3 separate regions of the Homo sapiens genome follow, and all the other regions are linked to region 3. A link is a loop called in an ENCODE intact Hi-C map of the cell type or tissue named here. Cell type or tissue: A673. All regions are shown on one strand.

Region 1 (2,500 bases), 93 kb after region 3:
ATATGGCATCTCATGGGACCCCATATAGCCAAAACAACATTGAAAAAAAACAATATTGGTCTCACATTTCCCGATTTCAAAACTTTCTGCAGTGCTACAATAATCAAAACAGTCTAGTACTGGTATAAAGACAGACATACAGAGCAATGAAATAGAATAGAAAGCCCAGAAATAAATCCTCCCACTTAAGGTCAAATGATTTTCAACAAGGGGGCCAAGACCATTCAATAGGTAAAGGACAGTCTTTCCAACAAATAGTGTTGGGAAACTTGTATATCCACATGCAAAAGAATGAAGTTGAACCCTTAGTTTCTGCCATATATAAAAATGACCAAAACATAAGAGCTAAAGCTATAAAATTCTTAGAAGAAAACATAGGGCAAAACCTTCATTGTATTGGATTTAGCAATGATTTCTTGGATATGAAACCAAAAGTACAAGCAACAAAAGAAAAAAATAGATAAATTGGACACTATCAAAATTAAAAACTTCTGTGCATCAAAGAATACCATCAACAAGGTAAAAAGGTAACCCACCAGAATGGGAGAAAATATTTGCAAATCACATATCTGATAAGGGATTAATATCCAGGATATCTAAATAACTTTTACAACTCAACAACAAATACACAAATAACCCAGTTCAAAAATGAGCAAATATTTGAATAGACATTTCTCTAAAGAAGATATGCAAATGGCTAAATAAGCACATGAAAAGATGCTCAACATTTCTAATCATAAAGGAACTGCAAATCAAAACTGCCACAAGATGCCACTTCACACCCATTAGAATGATTATTGTCAGAAAACAGAAAATAACACGTGTTGGCAAGGATGTGGAGAAAATGGAACCCTTGTGCGTTGCTGGTGGGAATGTAAAATGGTGAAGTCACTGAAAAACAGTATGACAGATCCTAAAAAATTTAAACATGGAATTACCATATAATCCGGCAACTCCACTTCTGGGTATATACCAAAAGAATTAAAAGCAAGACTCAACCTTTGTATATCAACGTTCATAGCAGCAATAGTCACAATAGACAAATGGTAGAAAAGTCCAAATGTCAATCTACGGATGAATTTATAAACAAAATGTGATATATACATACAACAGAATATTCTTCAGCCTTAAATAAAGAAGAAAATTTCCAGCCTGGGCAACATAGCGAGACCCTGTCTCTAAAAAAATAAAATAAAATTAGCTGGGCATGGTAGCTTATGCCTGCAGTCCTAGCTACTTGGGAGGCTGAAGAGGAGGGATTGCTTGAGCCCAGGAAGTTGAGGCTGCAGTGAGCCGTGATCGTGCCACTTCACTCCAGCCTGGGCGACAGGGTGAGAACAAAGAAAGATGAAAGAGAGGAAGGAAGGAAAGAAGGAAGGAAGGAAGGAAGGAAGGAAGGAAGGAAGGAAGGAAGGAAGGGAAATTCTGACACATACTATAACATAGATGAATCTTAAAGACAAGTCAGTCACTAAAGGACAAATATTGTAAGTTTCCACTTAAATATGGTACCTGGAGTAGTCAAATTCATAGAGACAAAAGGTAGAATGATGGTTGCCAAGGGCTTACTAGAGAGAAGAATGAAGATTTTTAATGGGTATAGAGCTTCTGTTTGGGAAGATGAAGTTCTAAAGATGGATGGTGGTGATGGTTACACAACACTGTGAATGTACTTAATTCTGTTAACCACTACAGTTAAAAATGTTTACAGTGGTATAATCAATGTTTATGTACATTTTACCACAACTTAAAAAAAAGATAACTATATTATCTGGCAGGAAAAACCTGCTCAGCCTGTGGCCACTCTTGGACAATAATAAATTCTGAGAAGAGTGAGAAATTTGAATTTTATTTGGGATACAATTTCTCCAGATATATCTATCCTTGAGAATTCTGTGAATTATACCTCTGCAAAATACAACTGTATTTCATGAATATATTTTGACTCAGTAGGACAGTGGGTGGCCAGTTTGAGGACAAAACGCCATGCTTATTTTCTTTTTAAAAAGACAGCGTTTATTAGAGAACACTGTGAAATGACTTGGGAAAATTCTGGAGAGAATCAAACTCCTTTCAGAAGTGCATGAGAATCCTCTTTAGAAATACTGAAACCAATTGTAGATGGTAACTGCAGGGGAAGAACCTTATATTTTATTTATATATATATAATATAAGCAATATGTAATATAAAAATTATATAATTATATAATATATATTATATATATTATGGCAAAAACCACAGTTACATTCACACCAACCTAGATTAAGTGGTTCAAGCCTTCATTTAAAAAAAAAAGATTGTTTACATAAGGAATAAGAGAAATAGAAATGGAAATCTTGCCTTAAGTTGTGGGAGGGTAAGGCACACTCACTAGCTCTACCCATGCACAAAGCAATTAATGGGCACACACACTTTTCTCGTGGGAACAGTAGCAGCCCACCTCTTGAGAGGCCTAACCGCTTGGTATTCATTAGCTTGATGAGCTCTCCAAGGCCCAGA
Region 2 (2,500 bases), 790 kb after region 3:
TGACTTATCCATATTAATGAGGATGAACAACTGCATGATTAGGTTTTCACTCTAATACATCAAATATGCAGTAAGCTTCCAGCATATTTCACAGCTTATCTCTTCCATGCATGGATTCACTGACTGTGCCTCCCTGACCTCAATCATTGATTTTTCATATATATACCGAGGAACTACTACGTTCTAAAGCCCTCTTCTAGATGTTCAGGAAATAAAGATAACTAAGACATGATTCCTGTCTTCAAAGTGCTCATAACCAAACATGACAATAATACTTCATATCTGCCAAACATTCAAAACTGCTCTATATGTTTTCTCATTTGGTTTTCACAAGACGCTATGGGGCTGGCAATGAATTATTCATTAATTCATCAAAAAAGGATTCTGGAAATAGATTAGATATTATTACCCCATTTTATAGGCAGAAAAAAAAAAAAAAAACTTAGGTGATTTGCCAGAGATCATATATTGCTAAGTTATGGCGAACCCATGTCCAGAACCATGTCAAATGAGTGAACACAGTGCTTTGTTTTCTCTACCCTACCCTAGCTGTCCAACTCCATCAACTGGATATTCAGTTTACACAAACAAAAGGATTTCTAAAAACATTTACTTTTTGTTTTAGTTTTCTCAGTAACTGAGATCATGAAGCAGAAGCTAGTGGGGCTTTATAATTAAGAAGAAAAATGCACATTAGCAAAAATGACTTTCATTCCTCTTGCTCTGAGTGCTAAGAATGTACTCAAATTAGTAACATTGATATTTTTCACTATAGTTTATGTCAATTCTATACCTATGGTGATACTGACAACCTTCAGAATACCTTTTTAAAAAGTAATAATAACATATACACATCACTTGCTTTTAAATTATCTGTACCTTTGAGACGTACTCTGAAGTCATTTTAGGGATGATTCTTCCTTTTAATAAAAAGTACAAAAGATTCTGAAATTGGAATTCAGGCATCAGAATATCAACTTATTAAAACCATGATTCACTTGGGTTTTTTCCATGTCATAAGGTTTCAAGTTATTTCAATATGAGTGGAACTTGACAGATATTTGAAAAATAATTATGTTTTCATTAGGCATTTGCTCAATTTCAAAGACTCATTATATGCATATTAGATATTAGCACTGTACTTCAAATAAGTCAGGTAGATGAATCAATTCTTTAGATCAGCAGAAGTCAGAAAATAAAAGTACAGTGAATCTAACTCAACTATTAACTTTACGTACTATGAAAATGACCTTATCTTCAGAAAAGCAACATCCAATGAAACAATCCACCTACACACAAATTAAAAACAACATTGCCTAAAATGCAAAAATATCTAAAAATTAAGGAGGTCATCATCTAGGTCTTAGCCAACTGTAATACAGAGTTGAAACACGAGAGGGCAACGAAGATTAAAGAAAAAAAAAAAATCACAGTTGGATCCCATAACCTAAGGTTCTTGGAAATAGTTGCACATTTTTACCCGAATTATAAACATCTGCTACGTGAACAAAGATACTGTGATTATTTTAGAGTAAAATTTTAGATAGCTGTTCCACGAAAAAGGATAAGATTATCAACTAATATTTCTTGACCACAATTCTGTCAGCTTTGGAAAACTGAATACTTACCCTGAAACACTGAAGGTTGGGTAAGTATGGAGACAAATAAATAATCCTGACATATTTGTAGTTATTAGACTGTTCTTCACCAAAATATTAGTGTGATTCAATGTCTAAATATGAAGTATAAAGACGAAGGAAGTGTACTGCAAAGTTGAAATTCACTCTACTAGCCATCACCAAAACCCATGCAACAACTAAACATTTTTGGTAAAGTAAAAGATACTTCCTTTTTCTCCTTATTTTTCTCTCATTTCATTTTTTTACCTAAATTAGAAAAAAAAAGAAGCCAAGCATCCCTAATAACAAGCAGCAAATTGTCATTATTCTGTGAATGGTTACTTAAATTAATATTCTCTCAGATTCTAAAGCAGTTTCAAGGAAGAAAAATATGGGTTTTCAAAATGGTATTTTTAAAATAAATGTTTCAAAAATGTGTCTTGCTTTTTCTTGAAAATGTTTATAAACGTGCATTTTTGAAAATTTAAATCCATCAGAAATATTTCTTCTTCAACATGTTTCGTCTAAGAACTGAACTGTCTAAATTTATAAACAAGTGACTACAGGTACTCATGCTACAGTAAGAAAAAATAACTGCATACTAAGGAAGAGAGAAAACAGTGATGTAAAATGCTTTCTTCCAGGACCCAAACTGATTTTAAACTACTTCTTCTATGTTAAAAATGATACAACTAGGAACAATTTCTTCATAACGCATATACCAAATATTATCTACAAAACCAGGCACTTATAGAAAACTGGCACACCAAAGAACTTTTAAAATAACGTGGAGTACAAGGCCAGGCATGGTGGCTCACACCTGTAATCTCAGCGCCTTAGGAGGCTGAGGCAGGAGGATTGCTGGAATCCAGGAGTTCAAG
Region 3 (2,500 bases):
ACACCTAGGTTTCTATGGTTGTTGAGAAAAACCAAATAAATGCATCAATACATTAATATTTATGAAGTTCTAATAATAGCACCTGGCCTATAGTAAGCACTATATTTGTGTTTGATCAAATAAAAAACAAAATTTACTTCTATTTAGTTAATTGATCCCATGCACTATGAAAGAAATTCAGATTCAGGGGGCCTGAACTGAAGTCTATAAACCTGCAGTTTTAAAAATTACCCCAGCTGGCCAGGCGTGGTGGCTCACGCCTGTAATCCCAAAACTTTGGGAGGCCGAGGCGGGCGGATCATGAGGTCAGGAGATCGAGACCATCCTGGCTAACACGGTGAAACCCCGTCTCTACTAAAGATACAAAAAATTAGCCGGGCATGGTGGCGGGTGCCTGTAGTCCCAGCTACTTGGGAGGCTGAAGCAGAATAGCGTGAACCCGGGAAGCGGAGCTTGCAGTGAGCCGAGATCGCGCCACTGCACTCCAGCCTGGGCGACAGAGGGAGACTCCGTCAAAAAAAAAAAAAACAAAAAAACCAGCTGATTCTGATGAAGATGATTAGTGGATGACACTTTGAGACAATGTAATTCTGAGATTAATTTCAAATATGATTAACATGGCATGCCAAATCGTGCCATTTGATAACGGAGTGTGTCATGTATAGTAAAACTCCACAACTGACGCATACCCTCCACTGGATATGACGTCAGATCTGAAGTTAAGGTTCTATAGGAACGCGAGGCCCCAGCCCCCTTGTGATCAGTCTGGATGGATTCTGAAAAGAGAGGAGAAGAGAGAAGCAGGGAATTTCATTTTTTAAAATGTTCTGAATTAGCCGGGAGTGGTGGCGCATTCTTGTAGTCCCAGCTGCTAGGGAGGCCTGGGGCACGAGATTCGCTTGAACCCGGGAAGCGGAGGTTGCAGTGGGCAGAGACCGCGCCACTGCACTCCAAACTGGGCGACAAAGCAGGACTCCGTCTTAAAAGTATAAAATAAAAATAAAAGTAAATAAAATAAATATTATAAAATTTTGCATTTACGTCATTGTCAATGTTTTTTAAACTTGCGTTGTTGTTTAGACTCCACTTCCCCTCCAGATGGCGCCAGTTAGCTATTTCATGCACTTCAGTCTTAAGAGACACTTCACTGGAAGCCAGGCACCAAGCCTCCTTATGCTTTTAAAGGCTCGTATGGCACATGACCACTTTATAAGAGCGGAATACTTTGTTTTCCCTCCCAAGGAAGATGTTTACTCAGTACTAGGAAAGATTTACTAAAAGAAAAATAGCCCAGAGCTTACAAATTACTCACGTTGATAAAATCATAGAGCCAACCTGGAGAAATCAGTCAGTCCTCACCACTGGCTTCAGGCAGGACCACACAGAAACCACCCTCTTGTAGATGAGAATGAGCCTGAGTTTTGTTTAATGACTTCCAGACATCAGTGCATCCACTGAGAACTGCTGCCTCTCCTACCTGAGGGAGGGAGGGACTTCCCTAGGGGTTGACAGTTAGAAGGCTCTCTGGGGCCTGCCTGCCACCTAGACCTCCTTTGCCTCCCTGCTGCTCCCTTACAGGCCATGGGTGCCCCTAACGAGGAGATGGTAGCAATGGTGTTGGCTGGGAGATGAAGGGGGATCCTGTGCCTCTCTGTTATTTGGCAGTTAACTAAGAATATACAGAGACCCAGAGTTAAATTTAAGCCACTCTCTCCAGAGGGTGAGATCTCAAACCTTATCTAAATATTCAACTCCAGTATTTAACCACCTCCCAGAAGAGAGTTCTTTTTGGTTAATCTGATTCCTAGATGCAAAAGTATAAGCCCACTTGATTTGGGGTTTTCATCATAAAAGATGGAGTGCAGCTGGCTCTCATTTTCTGAGCAATATCCCTTAATAGATCTGAAGGCTAATTTTAAATGTTCTATACCCTTCTGCGATCTGTACTAACCAACCCCAGACCTTTTCATTCTTTGTTATGGCCTCTCAATGTTCAAACCCTCTCCCCGACTCTTCATCTCACTTTCAAGTTCTAAGGACCAGACTGGAATCTAAATGAAAAGTGATCACTTGAACAGCCAAGGGTAATTATATTTACAAGTTGAATTCTGTTTCAACAAATACAATTACAACATCCATCCTGATCTCCTGAGGCTTTTTGCATGTCTCAATAACTAGCTCATGTTAACAATCCTTCACCGATATAAAAAAAATGTTTTCTATAGAGGAGAAAATTGTATATACTAGATGTGTTCACAAGTTGCCATCCATTTTTAAGTAAAACTTCATAACTAAGATATTGTTCTCATTAAGTAAGTGTATGTACAATAATTAACTTAGAATATGTCTAAAATAAACCTCAATGTCACCAGTGAGGGCTACTAATAAGATGATATTACTTTAGTGTTCAAAATTGTTTAAATAACTCTGAGTTCTCATATTGTGTCATATGAGTCAACTTTTTCCTACGTTCCATGGCAAATAACAAAAGACCTACTAG

The links. Peaks named below come from ENCODE experiments on the same cell type or tissue, not always from the same donor. Only the 100,000 strongest peaks of a DNase experiment are listed, where the experiment ranks them.
Region 1: it touches region 3 in a loop (9-fold over the local background); 4 of 110 quality-filtered maps call a loop at or near these places.
Region 2: a loop joins it to region 3, with 3 times the contacts of the local background. A loop is called at or near these places in 9 of 110 quality-filtered maps.

What each region holds. Positions count from the first base shown.
Region 1 is chr1:64,360,774-64,363,273 of GRCh38, forward strand. No RefSeq gene overlaps it. Among named protein-coding and RNA genes, the nearest start is that of CACHD1, 110 kb to the right of the region's middle. In A673, no CTCF peak of the experiment used is centred here; DNase peaks (open chromatin) are centred at 1,408 and 1,978; H3K27ac peaks cover 2,500 bases.
Region 2 is chr1:65,058,720-65,061,219 of GRCh38, forward strand. It overlaps a transcript of JAK1 not described here. Among named protein-coding and RNA genes, the nearest start is that of MIR101-1, 1.5 kb to the left of the region's middle. In A673, a CTCF peak has its summit at 1,370 (motif pointing right); a DNase peak (open chromatin) is centred at 1,422.
Region 3 is chr1:64,268,148-64,270,647 of GRCh38, forward strand. No RefSeq gene overlaps it. Among named protein-coding and RNA genes, the nearest start is that of UBE2U, 66 kb to the left of the region's middle. In A673, a CTCF peak has its summit at 1,102 (motif pointing right); a DNase peak (open chromatin) is centred at 1,134; H3K27ac peaks cover 2,248 bases.